Regions from separate parts of the Homo sapiens genome. Here region 2 is linked to region 1. Evidence: chromatin loops called from intact Hi-C (ENCODE). Cell type or tissue: endothelial cell of umbilical vein. All regions are shown on one strand. Links, peaks and the distances in the headings refer to the core of each region. The heading gives the core; the rest is flanking DNA.

Region 1 (8,346 bases), core at 94-8,093:
AGGAGGAAATTGATAACTGGGGGTGATTAATGGAGAAAAAGTGGATTGGAGAGCTTGAGATGGAAGGGTTTCTGTAGTGGGAGCACTGGAACTGGTGACCTGGAAGATCAGGAAATGTTTGAATGCAGAAATGTGCCAAAAGACAGGAAACATTTTCCAAGATGATAAAAATCTCAGTAGTGAAAATCTCTTTGGGGTTTAATGTATTTTGAGGCTTTCACCACAATTAAAAAGTGACACTAATTCTGAAGTTACAGATCTTTGACTAGGGGAGGCAGTAGAAGACCCTCTGAACCTTCCTGGCTGGTCAGGACAAGCTTACTGGGTTTTGGGAAATAAAAACATCATTTTCTTCTCCTAGAAGGTCTAGGAAGAGACTTTGAAGAATCTCTTTATTACAGAATCCTAGCAGACATGACAGAGAGAGGCATGACTAATGCTTAGGCAAGTAAGTATATATTCATGGGGCAAATCATAGGGAGAATTATGCTTTTTAACTATTAAAGTTCATGTAATGGGACTTACGCCCAGTCTCCAACTCAAGTGCCATGTTTCTCCTCAATTATTACAAAAATCAAGAGTATCCTATGTGGATACTACAAGTTGCTAAGCTCTTTATTGTATGGATTCAAACAGAAGACTTTTTTCTGGCACTCAATTGCATTTAGTAAAAATGTAGTATAACATGGTTAGCCAACCATAGCCATTGCATGGTTCCATTATATATTACTAGAGTGTTTTTCTCAGATGAATGTGAGGCCTAAAACACTCACAGTGACATAATTTCACAAGAAATTCTGGGTTCTATAGAGAAGGTTGGCAGTGTGATGCTGAAATATGTAACAGGCCTGAAATACAACCTGAAGGAATACTTGAAGAAGTGTCTGGCTTTCTGCTACATATCTTAAGCAGGAAGACAGACATGTTCTTTTTTGTTATTATTATTTCCTTCAAAAGATCTGAGGATCTGTTACATGAGGTCATTCTTCTTCCCTGTGTACTTCCTTAGGCTGACTGGTCTTATAGCCACGATTATCTTCCCTGCAGAGAATGAATTTTCCAGAATGTTTTGGTTCATTTCCTTGAGAGCTTTTAAGCTTTAGAATTTTTTCACAGACTAGGTTAGCTGTAAAACTTTAGGAAAGTGACTCAGTCTTCTTAAATAAATAATGTAAGCCACTGAGTACTTTGTAATCAAGTCACATTTTGCAGAAATGAGCTGCATAGTATAAATGTCTTTTTAAAAGTACATTAAAAATTATGGGCATCTTGAAGGTTTGTGTTTACTGTATCTCTCATATGAGGAGATGCATTTTTAATGACAGATCCTACCTTTCCCTGGAAGTCTTTTTAATAGTCTCTATGGATACCCTATGTGGAAAGCAGAAACACTTAAGCATCTGTTGCTTTATTACTGTGATCATGTTCCTGAACATGTATCTGTTAAATACTTTCTTGTACATTACGTCAGCTGTCAAATGCAGTATCAAAATACAGCATTTAGTTGAGTGACATTTTAGTAGCCTGTGGCTATTTAGTACTTATTTGCTCTTTCTATGCCTATGTCTGTGTCCTACCCAGCACAGTTAAAATTGGTCATCAGTGGAAAGAATGACAGAAGAATAAGAATCCCAAGGTGGACAGGTGTGGTGGCTCATGCCTATAATCCCAGCACTTGGGAGGCCAAGGTGGGCGGATCACCTGAGGTCAGGAGTTCAATATGAGCCTGGCCAACATAGTGAAACTCCGTCTCTACGAAAAATACAAAAATTAGCCAAGCATGGTAGTGCGCGCCTGTAATCCCAGCTACTCGGGAGGCTGAGGCACAAGAATTGCTTGAGCCCAGAAGGCGGAGGTTGCAGTGAGCTGAGATCGTGCCACTGCACTCCAGCCTGGGTGACAGAGCGAGACTCTGTCTCAAAAAAAAAAAAAAAAAAAAATTCCCAAGGCAAGGAATCTGTTTGTTAATTGATTACTTTATTTGATTTACAATATTCACATTTCCAAGTATGTATTTGACCTCCCAAATTAAATTGTTAGCTATAGAAATTTTGTTCGTTCTCTTACAGTTTGTTTTTTGAGTTTCAGGACTATTGTTAAAGGTATACTGTGACAATGTGTATTAGATACCATGAAAAATATATCATTGAATATGCTGTATCACTCACACTGACAAAAAGCTGTTAAATAAATAACAGAGAAACATTATGGAACATAATATCTGTCAGGGGGACTGAATCAGTGAAGGAAAAGTAGCCAAAGTAACCCATGATGTGGAGGTGCACCATGCACACTATTAATGGCTCAGAGTCTCTCACTCTTATTCCCATGTTAGACAACTATTTCAAAGTTTCTTTGACTAAGAATAAAAAGTAAATCTCTTGCAAGCCATCCCCCCAGAAATGAAACTCAAGGTCTGTTAAAGGGCCAGTATATAGCTGCACAATTATCAAATTTCTGAGCTAAAGCTTGTCATTTCTTTTTTCCTTTAGTAACTTATTATGGCAAGTTTCCCTCTTTTTTTTTTTTTTTTTTTTTTTTTTGAGACAGAGTCTCACTCTGTTGCCCAGGCAGGAGTGCAGTGGTGCCATCTCGGCTCACTGCAAGCTCCGCCTCCCAGATTCATGCCATTCTCCTGCCTCAGCCTCCCGAGTAGCTGGGACTACAGGCGCCCGCCACCACGTCCGGCTAATTTTTTTGTATTTTTAGTAGAGACACGGTTTCACCATGTTAGCCAGGATGGTCTCGATCTCCTGACCTTGTGATCCGCCCGCCTCAGCCTCCCAAAGTGCTGGGATTACAGGCGTGAGCCACCGCGCCTGGCAAGTTTCCCTTCTTATGACGCCTAGTTATTTTTGGTACCCTCTCCATTTGAGAACATAGTAGGTCCTTGATTCCATGTCTTAACTTATCTGAGGGATTTTGTTTTCCATTGGAAATCATATTGGTGAAGAAAATATTCTCATTAGTAAAAATTTTTTCTCTAAGATTATAAATGAAAGCTCTTTAAATGTTCATTTTAAAACATCCTGAATATTCACATCTGTGTGATATACAGGATGAATATATACCCTGACTGTGTATTCACTCCTGTGTATATAAAACATCTGTGAAAGGTATATGTCACCTGAACCTAATATTTTGAAATATTTGACAAAAAGAACAACTGATCCATATTTTTTGAGGTAGCGTTTTTAAAGAAAAATTCTATTTAAAAATTCCAGAAGAGTATTGTATTTTTCATAAAATTTCAAATAATACTAATTGTTTCCCTTTCTTCACCAAAGGAAAGAAGTGTTAATGGTGGATTATATATAATAATACACACAGAGAAACACATATGCACAAGTGTACTTTTAAACAAAAATGTATTATGTTATATGCATTCTTCTGTAAATAGTTGCTTCTACTTTGCAATATGCCTTAGACATCAATCCATCTCAATATTCATTGTTTATAACTTCTTGATAGTACTCCTTAATATGCTTGTACTATAATTTCTTTAACCATTACCCTATTAATGGTCCTTTGGGTTGGTCTTAATATTTGATATTACAAATAGTGCTGCAGTAAACATCCCTACACTTACATTTTTGAGCATTTGTGTCAGTATTTCAAAAAACAATTTCTAGGCATGAAACTGCTGAGGCAAAGAATGTGCGCATTTAATTTGAGACATACTGATAAATATCCCTACAGAAATGTTGTTTCAGTTTCCGGAAGTCTGTTATTAATCATGAAACGAAATAAATTAGAAGTTTCTCAAATGATAGGAATTACAAGTCTGCTGAATGATTAGGGCATATATCACAGATGAAGTTTTATAACTCTTTTTGGTTTTGTATAAATTTAAAATTTATATTTTAAGTAGACACAAGTTGAATACAAGACATGGAAATTATTTTAGCTCTTTTTTTTTTTTTGCATTTTGTGGGAATGGGGGTTAGTGGCTCAGAGAGAGGAGAGGGCAAAAGAGTCACTATTTGGTCTTGGAAATGGAGAAATGTAGGTGAGTGAAAGCATCTTTATAAGAATATGCTTTCTGGAACAAGATGATGTTTAGTAAGGTTTTCATGATTTTCAAGTAAACCAGCTGTGACTGGGATTCAGTCCAAGAAGGTCTTTGTGCTGGGACAATACAGATCTTTAGGCTATGGAATAGGAGTAGAACAACAAAATTTCCTGTGCATATTTGGTTTATAAAAATAACCTCTTTGAAAGCACATTTTAAGTTTCAAGTATCCCGTGCTTCTGAACTATTTCTAGGCTATCCTGTTTCAGTCAAAGGGCTTGATTTTAATACAATACCTAAGCTTATCTTTTCACTCAAGAGCAAAAATTCTATATCTTTTCCAGAGTTATGCAGGCATTAGTCATATACTCTACTCTCCTTCCCCGCCAACACGAAAATCCTTCCTCTGTCTGTCCCATTTCCTCACTGATGTATGTAACAGGAGTGATGCAATTTCTTTGCAATGTTGGCAGTTATAATTAGGCTATCTCTTTTGGAAAGGCCTCAAGAATCCCATAGTGAAGGCTGCAAAGGCACCACATGCTTTTTTATTCACTGTGTGATTAGAAAAATTATTGAAAATTTGAGATTTGATTCTTAGACCTATGAAGAAGCTCTTGTGAAACTGGCCTGAGAAAGGGAGCCAGTTAATTTCTTTATAAGACAAATTTCTCCATGCTTTCAGATTCCAGCATATTTTATTATTTTAGCAGGCACCCAGTTATTAATTACTGTAGTAATTCAGTTAAATATAAGATTGTTGAGTGCTCCTTAGGACCTTCTCCAGGAGTCTACTTAATTCCTGAGGACCCTTTCTTATACTAATACTGGGCTTGGCAGTATCTGGTGCACTATTCCCTCACCTAGGAAATGTCAGTAGACACAGCTGTGAAAGGCTATTTAACTGTTTGTTCAAAGATACGTTAATACTTGCTTATAATTTGAAGTATTCTTTTGAAAACTAGTTAGGCCTACGGTTCTATCTGTCAGTCCTACTTAGGAGACTGTGTGGTTAGAAAGAACAATAGCATTGGTGTTCAAATAGGCCTGTGTTTTGAATCCCACTTTTGTTTTTGTTACCTACTACAGTGGCTTCAGCTTGGGCAGGTTATGTCAGATGGGTATCATAACTCCTGTAGGACTAGAGAAAGAAGTGAGCAAATGTTTGTAACATGCATAACACCACACTTAACTTGGGGGAAGAGCTGGATCAGCAATCGTTGTTCTCTTCATTAGCACTTCCTTCTCAGTTTTGGGGAATCCTTAAAATAGTGCTTCCCAGAGTGTTCCACAAGGGTATTCCTGCTGCAGAAGATCATAAGCCCTCTGGCCTCTGGCAGTTTAGCCCAGAGTAGTCTGCTGCCAGGGGGAAATGACTTGAAGTCTTGTTTTACTTTAACCTCTTTGTAATATACATATGTTTTCATGCAGAAATGATGTTAGAATTACCAATTGAATAACTTAATGTAACTTGATGTTTCCCCTTCTTCAAATCCTTGGGGAAAAAATTAGCCTCCAAAAGTATGCTCCACACTTCTAATGGGGCTGAGTCTGGGGAAGCCCATTAGTAGTGCTTCCGGAGTGTACATGCTCAACCTGAGAACCATACCCAAGAGAAGCTCTGGAGATTAAGAATAGATTTTGGGGGCCAATATGTCATCATGAATTGAAATAAAATCATATAATAACATTGGATTGTAAATATATGTTGGTTTAGAAGCCATACTTTTGTCTCTATTTTTTGTTTTTAAAGAGACAGGGTCTCCCTCTCTTGCCCAGGCTGGAGTGCAGTGGTGAAATCACAGCTCACTGCAGCCTCTAACTCCTGGGCTCAAGCCATCCTCCCACATCACCCTCCCAAATGCAAGTAGCTGGGACTACAGGCGTGCACCACCATGCTTAGCTCAGTATTTTTAAAAATTTTATTTCTCCTCAGAGTTATTGAGCTTCTGTATCTGCAGAATAACGTGAGTCTTTTGCTCTCACTGGGGAAACCAGATATGGGGATACAAGGTATCAGAAGATTCATAGCTACATGCAGTGGCATATGATTAGGTGAGAAATGGTGGTGTGGATCATAAATAACATGTTTAATAGAGAAAGATGCCACCTTGGACCGAAAGCCAGAGGTGGTTTCTTCGAGGTGCATAGATAACTTGATGAGTTTGGAGAATGGGTGGGATTTGATTGGTTGGAAAACAAGGCATCTTGGGATATTTCTTCTTTTCCATTCTCATAGCTATTACTAAATCTTACTGCTTATGTTTTCCACCAGCTCCTGAAACACTAATTTATTTGAACCTATGGCAATATCTCTTGTTTTTGAAAAGACCTGTAGTAATGGTATAACATTTTTGTTAAATGTGTTTATTTAAAACTGTCACATTTTACTATATGTCTGTGTTTCTCTGCATGCATAATCAAACAGTATTTTTTCCCACTGACTTGGCCATATTGTTCTGTCTTCAAAACCCTTAACCATTAACCTTTCTGATCAAATTATGAGTCTTTCCCATTTAGCTAAGATTATTTTCAGGCCAATGTATCCTCCCTACTCACATGCATGCATTTTGACTTCCCAGGCCATTTTCCCCTAACTCCCCCACCCACCCACAAACCCATCCAGCCACCTTTCCCCTACACTCACTTTTTTCCCCTTCTATTGTGTCCTTCCTTCTCCTTTGCTTGCCTGAAACCACCTACCTCTTATTATAAAAGACTCCACTTCCTGGTGAGGTATCTCGGAAGGGTATGCTTTCTGCAGGGCTGTTAGAACTTTGTGGAAATACTTTGGCTCAGTGCAGCTTTATTGAGCCCTTCCATGAATATCTTTGGGAGCAGGTGAGGAGGATGGGGTATATGAAGCAATGGTATTGGGACTGCTTTGAGTCTTAAAAGACTACATTGGAAGCATTTGGGAAACAATGTCTTGGCATATATGGAAGGAAATGATATCTAAACAGTTGGTGGAAATCCCAACCTAAAGAATTTAACAACTTCCAAGGGAAAACAGATTGTTGCAATTTACTTTCTTAATTTAAACGGGAAAACATGCCTTGGCCATTTTCAACTAATGATGCTGTCTGGTATTTGGTGGGGGACTAAAGGGGATTCTGTCACTATTATCTGGAGGTTGTATAGAGAGCCAGCGAAGCTGTTAAGCATAAATAGAATACATTTTTTAAAAATAATAAAAAGAAAAAACAAACCAAACTCACTTTTATCCTTGCCCTCCGCTGCCTTCACCCCAAAAAGAATTTAAGATTTCACAAAGCTACATCCCTAGAGGATGGCCAGAAGAGGTTTGTGTGTAGATCATTGAGATGATATAAAATGTGGTAGGTTCACATGGGCCCTAGGAAGTGAATGTCAGTAAGCCCTTCCAGATATGAATGTAAAGCTTTTCAGAAGAAGAGACATTTCTCTGGTACCTGCATCATATTAGGTGCTACCTTATGTTACCTTAGTTGGGACAGAAAGCAGGGACACACAGCAGTGTCTTTCCTCTGTCACACCAATCTGTCTAAACAGCTCTGATTCTTCCATATGTAGAAGAATTCCCAAAGACGGTTTTTTATTTTTGTTTTTTTTTTTTTTGTTTTGTTTTGTTTTGTTTTGTTGAGACGGAGTCTCGCTCTGTCCCCCAGGCTGGAGTGCAGTGGCGCCATCTCGGCTCACTGCAAGCTCCGCCTCCCGGGTTCACTCCTTCTCCTGCCTCAGCTTCCCGAGTAGGTGGGACTACAGGTGCCCGCCACCACGCCTGGCTATTTTTTTTTGTATTTTTAGTAGAGATGGGGCTTCACCATGTTAGCCAGGATGGTCTCAATCTCCTGACCTCGTGATCCGTCCGCCTCGGCCTCCCAGAGTGCTGGGATTACAGGTGTGAGACACCACACCCGGCCATTTTTTTTTTAATTGGAATATATGCAAACCTAGGTCTGTAATATTTTTGCAAGACAATAGTTTGCTGGAACTGGAGGGGACATTGCCACATCCCACCCAGGCCACTTTACTAATTCTTGTTTCCTTCTTGATCTCTGTTAACATTTCAGAGCCTCTAAGGAAATGCCTCTAGGCAAGGCTCTAGGTACCCAAAAACATTAGTCTGGGGCATATTTCTCCAAAAGGGGAAACAATAGAGATACATTGATAGCTTGCGTTGAACATTTATACATTATTCTTTAGAAGATTGAAATGGTCTTATATGTTGCAACCAGAAATGTGTAATAATGCCTGTTTTTATCTGTTTATTTTTCTTTACCAGGTGTTCAGGGAATCTGTAAAAATGGCACTTGTGAACTTTTCTCTATGTGATAATTTACTATCTTTTTGGT
Region 2 (8,346 bases), core at 107-8,106, 210 kb before region 1:
TATGTCTTTATTAGCAGTGTGAGAATGGACTAATACACTGTCTCTACAAAAAATAAAAAAAATTAGCAAGGTGTGGTAGCATGCACCTGTAGTCCCAGCTATTTGGGAGGCTGAGGTGGGAGAATCCCTTGAGCCCAGGAGCAGGAGGCTGCAGTGAGCTATGCCCTCTAGCCTGGGTGACAGAGCAAGACCAGGAAATTCACACTTAATCAGAATCAATAATTGATAGAAGACCTTGTAGGAGCTTCAGTAAAAGAGAGGCTTTCAGTCTTTTTCTGAGATTATGGAAATAAAGGTATGAGGAAGATGGGATTGTTGCAGCCATCTTGCTACCATAACAGCAGACAGCCTGATGAGGAAATCCCAAAGAGGCAGAGTCAACCTAGGTCCTAGTGTTCTAGTTTGACCTAAGTCAGGCTGTGCCTGATGCCAGCCCTAACTGAAGGCTTCAGTTATAGGGCCTACATACTCTTTTTCCTTTTTGCTAAGTTTAGTTTGATAGCTCAGCTGATACAGAGGCACACAGTGCAGTGTGACTCTCGACAAATACCCCTGGGCCAACTGACATGGTAGATTTGCTGAATTAGTTTGTTGATGTTAGGCAAGAATTGTGTTTGGCTGACAGTAACATGGACATCAACAGTGACTTATGTACCCAAGAGTTTATTCTCTCATATGCAATAAGCGCAGAGTTTGGCAGTTCAGACTGGGGTATAGGGGCCCTGCAAAGGCCTAGGCTTATTCTACCTTTTTTGTTTCACTATCCTAGACATAGATTACATTCCCAGTATTAATCTCACAGTCCAATGTACTATTGGACTCCAGCCATTATGTCTGTGTTTGAGGCAGAAGGGAGGAAGGAAAGAGGAAGAAGAGAAGAGTGTACATTCCAGCTAAATCAACATCCTTTAACCATTCTTCCCCAAAGGCCCACCTATTTGCATATTATTGCCCAAAATTTAATATTATAACTGTATCTGGAATATACTTATAAATGTATTATTTTAGATGGTGATATAGCTACATGTGGCAGACTGAATAGTGCCCACCCTAATCCCTGAAACCTGTGAATATGTTATTTTATATGGAAAAGGGGCTTTGCTGGTGTGATCACATTAAGAATCTTGAGATAGGGAGATTGTATTAGTCTATTCTCATGCTGCTAATAAAGACATACCTGAGACTGGGTAATTTATTTATTCATTTATTTTTGAGACAGAGTCTCGCTTTGTTGCCCAGGTTGGAGTGCAATGACACGGTCTCAGTTCACTGCAACCTCCACCTCCCGCGTTCAAGTGATTCTCCTGCCTCAGCCTCCCGAGTATCTGGGACTACAGGTGGGTGCCACCACACCCTGCTAATTTTTTGTATTTTTTTTTTTTTTAGTAGAGACGGGGTTTCACAGTGTTAGCCAGGATGGTCTTGATCTCCTGACCTCGTGATCCACCCACCTTGGCCTTCCAAAGTGCTGAGATTACAGGCGTGAGCCACTGCACCTGGCCAAAACTGGGCAATTTATAAAGAAACAGAGGTTTAATGGACTCACAGTTCCACATGGCTGGGGAGGCCTCATGATCATGGTAGAAGGCGAAGGAGGAGCAAAGGCATATCTTACGTGGTGGCAGGGAAGAGGTCATGTGCAGAGGAACTGCCCTTTATAAAACCATCAGATCTTGTGAAACGTATTCATTACCATGAGAACAGCATGGGAAAAACCTGCCCCCATGATTCAATTACCTCCCACTGGGTCCCTCCCATGACATGTGGGGATTATAAGAGCTAAAATTCAAGATGAGATTTTGGTGGGGACACAGCCAAACCATATCAGAGATTATCTTGAATTATCCAGATGGGGCCATTGTAATCACAAGGATCCTTATAAGACAGAAGAAAGAGGGTTAAAAGCAGAAGAAGGAAATAGAAGTTGGACAATGAAAATAGAGATTGAAAATAGAGGTTGGGGTGATGAGTTTTGAAAATGGAAGAAAGAGTCTCAGGCAAAAGGAGATAGGTGACCTTTAGAAGCTAGAAAGGACAAGGAAATAGAGTCAACAGAAGGTAGACCAGCTGACACCTTGACTTTAGTCCAGTGAAGCTGATTTCAGACTTCTGACTTCCAGGACTGCAAGATTATAAATTTGTGGCTTTTTAAAGCCATCAAATTTATGGTCATTTGTTACAGCAGCTGCAGGAAACTAATGAATTGCACCAGATGAAGTCAATATTCTGTTACCAAGGAAATAGACTCTATCAGTTTCTGCTGGAGTGGTAGGTAAAAAATGTCTGAAGTGTTGTGCATTTCCCAAACTCACTGCTCCTTGGGTGCAGCCAGTTGAGAAGACAATTACCATTACATTCTTCTAACCATAAAAGCGTGGGTCCTCTAGGCCGGGCATGGTGGCTTATCCCAGCACTTTGGGAGGCTGAGACATGCAGATCACGAGGTCAAGAGATTGAGACCATCCTGGCCAATGTGGTGAAACTCTGTCTCCACTAAAAATACAAAAATTAGCTGGGCGTGGTGGCACACGCCAGTAGTCCCAGCTACCTGGGGGGCTGAGGCAGGAGAACTGCTTGAACCCGGGAGGCATAGGTTGCAGTGAGCTGAGATTGCGCCACAGCATTCCAGCCTGGTGACAGAGCAAGACTCTGTCTCAAAAAAAAAAAAAAGTATGGGTCATCTAAAAAGATAATTGCCTTAAGTCAATGCACTTTAATTTGGAACCACATTGGTGGAAAAGTCCCCACATTGTCATTTTCATCAATTCTTTAGCTCATAAGAGGCCTTTTTTTTTTTCTGGTGGTAATGGTGGAGTGAGGAAGAGGAGTAATAGCACCTTATATTTGCCACAGCTTTAGTTAATAAAAGAAAAAAATAAATATTTGCAACTGGATTTCAAGAAGTGGTTAGAGAGCTTATAGTTATATTAGAAAAGCTACCAATGAAAGTCTGATTGTCATGAATACAATGGTTACAAAAAGAGTATTTGGACAATTTTAATCGCAGTGTAATTTTCTAATGTTGTTGATACATACTAAGCATTTTGGAGAAGTTTGCATGTTGAATGTCAATGAAGTCATAATGAACCAGCATTCTTCCCCTAAATGGGAAGGCCAGGAAGGTTTTCCTGTGTCTTTTGACAGCTGAGTGGTAAGACAAAACTTGTTATAAATAAACTAAATGAAAAGAATCAAATGCGTAAAATAATAAACTATTCATTACTAAAAATAATTATATTATGCTCAGAGAAAAACAATATTTTCTTTAAAAGAGTTAAGGCAAAGTGAAAAGAAATTCATTATTGTGAGGTTTCTTTAATGCTCATTAGTTTCATTTCTTGAATGATGTTTAAACAAAGTCCCTCTGGCATGGCAACCGTTGCCAGATAGGGCTTAGCTTCCTAAGGAGTTCATTGAGATAAGAGGCTGCTTTTAATCAACAAGCTAAAGGAACCAGATGTAGCCAGTAGGCTGAGCACACAATATTTGGTCCCACAAGTCAACAGCCAGACAAAATAAACAAAAACCAAAGCGGCCATGGTGCAGATCTCTGTCCATATGCAAAGCTGAGAAAAATGCTGGCTTTCAAATGGGGAGCTGCTGGCACCGTGGTAGTTTCTTAGATGTCCCTCAGGCCTGATTTGATGATTTTCCTCCAATAGTGTGACCCCCTTAGCTTATTTTGGTATAAAGTCAGCTAAATAAGACTACAGGAAAATAGTATTGTGTGTGCATAATTTTATTTTTATAAAATAAAATTAACAAGTTTAACCATCTTTTTTAAAATACAAAGTTCAGTGGCATTAAGTACATTCACATTGTTTTGCAACCATCACCACCATTCAGCTCCAGAACTTTTTCACCTTTCCAAAACAAATCTCTGTATTCATTAAGCAACAACTCCACTTCCGTGCCCCCCGCAAGATCTTAGCAACCACAATTATACTTTCTGTTTCTATAAATTTGGCTACTCTAGGTATCTCATATAAATAGAATCATACAATATTTTTCCTGTTGTGTCTGGCTTATTTCACTTGGACTAATATCGTAGCATGAGTCAAGATTTCCTTCCTTTTTAGGATAAATAATATTCCTTTGTAGGTACATGCCACATTTTATTTGTCCATTCCACTGTTGATGGACATTTGTGTTGTTTCCACCTTTTGGCTGTTATGAATAATGCTGCTGTGAACATTGGCATATAAATATCTGTTCACATAGGAGCATGGTTTTTAACTATGGAAGTTACAATTCACCTGGGACATATTCTCAAAATATGTATGACAAGAAAGTGGGAGGAGACTGTCTTAGTCTGTTTGGGCTGCTATAACAAAATACCATAAACTGGGTAGCTTATAAACAACAGAAATTTATTTCTCACAGTTCTGGAGGCTGAGAAGTCCAAGATCCCATCCCCAGCAGAGCTGGTATCCGGTAAGGACCCATTTCCTGGTTCATAAATGGTATCTTCTAGCTGTGTCTTTGCATGGTGAAAGAGGCAAACAAGATACCTGGGCTTTTTTTTTTTTTTTAAATAAGGGTACCGATTTCATTTATGAGGGCTCTTCCATCATTACCTAATCACCTTCCAAAGGCCCCACCACCTAACACTATCACACTAGGCATTAGGTTTTAATGTAGGAATTTTGGAGGGACCCAAACATTCAGAGCACAGCAGAGACTCTAAGTATAGAGGCTTTGATTCAGTGTGTGTGGTGATTCCAAGGCACACATCTGGTTACAAATCACTGCTCTTATGTATCAAGAAGACATATAAACATATAAATAATGAGATTAAAAATTGAAACACATCAATGGGACTCTCCAGAAATAGCCAAGCTTAGGAAATGATTTCTAAGCATTTTTGTGAATGGGAAAAGAGTGTTATCATCCAGAAAAGTGTTATGTTTCATCTGGAAGATATCCGAAAATGATAAGAGGCTAATGTAAAATAGTTGTAACACTGGATGTTATTACTTGAAATAATGTCACGGAAGAAGCGTTTAGTACTATCAATGAGTATCCCCTTGGAGAAGTTGGGTGGTAGTTTGTCAGTAGGTCTATAGCATTTTCCGAAAGAGAGCAAGCTTTGGTTCTAAAAGTGGTACTGGTAATTTTTAAAAATTTTTCATTGGCTTCCAATATAAATACAAAAGGTAAGCCCCTATTGTAAATGTACGGCTCAATAAAGTTTCACAAATGAATCTACCTGTATAACTAGCACCAAGATTATATAAGGTAACATCACCAGCTTCCCAGAATCCCCTCTCATGGTTCTCTTTCAATCATAACCTCCCCACCCAAGGTAATTGCTATCCTGACCATACAATATATGCTTTTTTGTGTCTTTTTTCGCTCAACATTACGCTTGGGAGATTCAACCATATTGTTTCAGACAATGGTTGTACAGACCTTGACTTAACAATGGTTCTACTTATTATTTTTCCACTTTACCATGGTGCAAAAGCAACATGCATTCAGTATGTACCTCAACTTATGATGCAGTTATATCTGGATAAACTTGTTGTAAGTTGAAAATATTGTAAGTCAAAACCCACTTTCAACTTACAATGGTTTTATTGGAATGTAACCCCATCATAAGTCAAGACGTATTGGTATGTAGTTATAATTTGTTTATCCCTATTACTGTATAGTGTTCCCTGTAGGTACTGTGTTTGCTTTTGTTTTTTGTTTTTTAAATGTAGGCATATACTTGTGTATATAACAGCAATTCATATGTCAACATAAATTCATGGGAAACTCCCTTAAAAATATCCAGCGCCTCTAGTTCTAACTCTGTGCTCAACACGATACAAACATCTGATCTGTTATTTCAGATTCTAAACAGTATTACCCACCAGAAGGGAGAACCCTGGGTGGATGGCCTAATAGTTTTGATGCCAGAGATTTTCTTCTGCAAGTTAATAAATTGAATTTTGGAATTATCACTCAGTGTCCTATGGGTTTGTTTGACATAAATAGATTCCCTATGGTTCCATTATCTCCAGGTAAATTGATAAAATTAAAATTTTTGAACCTTCAAAATGTAAGTAAAAATTCTCAATGAAGCTAGGTCTCAAATGACCTGATGGCAATTGATTTGGTTTGTATTGACTCAAACTCTATTAATCTGAACTGTAAAGACTGTCTACTCTAAATGTACTTCTAACTGTGTCTGAATCTATCATTTCTTGGAGTGTAAATATCCTGAAAAAGAATGTCTGTCAAAAGCTCAGCAGAAAATAGAAGGCATGTTGAGCTGGGATGTTGTACATAATGTCATGAAACATCTATTCGCAGAGGCTTGGGCAGGGTTAAGAAAACTAACAAGGAATGTTGAAGCACCCAGGGATCTGCAACACTGGGATGCTGCTACTATTCATAGGCACAAAGGGAGGAGGGAAGGCAAGGATGTCCCTGGAGTCCAGAGAGGGCTGGGGCAGTGGAAGGGGCATGGACTGACAGGAGGGATGCTGGACCTGCATCACCAAGTCGAGGAGGAAGTTGGGGAGGAAAAAATCACTCTCACTTTTCTTTTCTTTCTTTCTTTCTTTCTTTTTTTTTTTTTTTTGAGACAGAAGCTCACTCTGTTGCCCAGGCTGGAGTGCAGTGGCACGATCTCAGCTCACCACAACCTCTGCCTTCTGGGTTCAAGTGATTCTCCTGCGTCAGCCTCCCAAGTAGCTGGCACTACGGGTGCGTGCCACAATGCCCAGCTGATTTTTGTATTTTTAGTAGAGACAGGGTTTCACCATGTTGGCCAGGATGGTCTCCATCTCTTGACCTTGCGTTCTGCCCGCCTCGGCCTCCCAAAGTGCTGGGATTACAGACATGAGCCACCGCGCCCGGCCACTCTCAGTTTTCTCTCTCCCTCCTCTCCAACCTCCCCCAGTTCCAGAGGGCAAGAGAGCCTGTTGTGCAGTCCATAGTGTCAGCCTTTCAGGACTCAAAGAAGGGCAGGGAAGGGTAGAACATGGGTCCCAGAGAATTGGCTTGGCATAAGAGACAACCAGTGCCAAAGGATAAGTTTTGTGTAGTATAACATTGGCACAGGACATAGGTAAAGAATAACACTAAAAATGACACCATAATTAAAATTCTTAATTTTATATGATTTTTCTAGGACCTCACACTTTAAATTTAGCAATGTATTTTCTATGTTTCTGTTTCAATTTAGCTCTCCTTAGATTAATTGCTGCATCAGCTGTCACCTCTGTGTCCTAAATCACAACATAGACTCCTTGGCCCAAGTTTCAGTAATGATACAGCTTCTGGGAAAGGTCTTTCCTTTGGCCAAAAACTGTAGCATCACCCAGTCTTCTTCTCAACAAACAGAATCAAGTTTTAGGTTAGAATTTGGAGCCAAGGGGAATTGCTGAGTTGATCTGATATATTTTTCTATAAACAAGAAAAAATAGGTAAATTATATTATACATTTTGGATTTTTTAAAGCATTCACTATATGTATATATACACATATATACATATATACACATATGTACATACATACACATATATACACATATACACACACATACACACACACACACACACACACACATATATATATATTTTTTAGACAGACTCTTGCTCTGTCACCCAAGCTGGAGTGCAGTGGCACGATCTCGGCTCACTGCAACCTCCACCTCCCAGGTTCAAGCAATTCTCCTGCCTCTGCCTCCTGAGTAGCTGCGATTCAGGCACCCACCGCCACACGCCTGGCTAATTTTGTATTTTTAGTAGAGACGCGGTTTCACCATGTTGGCCAGGCTGGTCTCGAACTCATGACCTCATGTGACCTCAGCCTCCCAAATTGCTGGAATTACAGGTATAAGCCATCTTGCCCAGCTGATATTTCTTAGATGCATAATTATGCTTAAGAGATTCACCCATATTGTTATAGATGGTAACCAAATATTAGAGGATAATAACCAAAGTATTATCCTCTCAGGGATCTCTTTCTATATGTTTGTTTATTTTGCCTTCTCATCTCAGGAAGTCGTGAAGATATATATTCATTCAAAAAGTGATTTGGGGATTTTCCTATATAAATATTACTGAAAATGCTATAAGGGGGTAGTAGCATCATGAAATATACTAACAAATAAAAACAATAAGAAGGTAAGAAACTTTAAAAAAACGATTTAAACAAATGCAAAAGAAATCTGAGCAAGCGAGTAATTTGAATGAGAGTGAGATTAATTTGAGGTGTCTTCAGGAAAGAAGTAATTTTAAAGCTATCTTAGCTTAACACAAGAGACAATACCCCATGGTAGAAAAACCACTGCACGAGGAGTTCAAAACCTGGTGCTGATCCTGGTAAATGACTTATCCTTTCTGTGCTTC

The links. Peaks named below come from ENCODE experiments on the same cell type or tissue, not always from the same donor. Only the 100,000 strongest peaks of a DNase experiment are listed, where the experiment ranks them.
Region 2: a loop joins it to region 1, with 14 times the contacts of the local background. A loop is called at or near these places in 3 of 110 quality-filtered maps.

Annotation. Positions count from the first base shown.
Region 1 is chr2:196,396,398-196,404,743 of GRCh38, reverse strand. All of the region lies in intron 2 of HECW2 (HECT, C2 and WW domain containing E3 ubiquitin protein ligase 2), which reads left to right. Among named protein-coding and RNA genes, the nearest start is that of HECW2-AS1, 140 kb to the right of the region's middle. RefSeq lists an enhancer at 4,245-4,539. In endothelial cell of umbilical vein, for the core only: no CTCF peak of the experiment used is centred there; DNase peaks (open chromatin) are centred at 253, 1,063, 4,303 and 5,003; H3K27ac peaks cover 4,680 bases.
Region 2 is chr2:196,602,381-196,610,726 of GRCh38, reverse strand. No RefSeq gene overlaps it. Among named protein-coding and RNA genes, the nearest start is that of HECW2, 13 kb to the right of the region's middle. In endothelial cell of umbilical vein, for the core only: no CTCF peak of the experiment used is centred there; DNase peaks (open chromatin) are centred at 3,486 and 4,066; H3K27ac peaks cover 2,194 bases.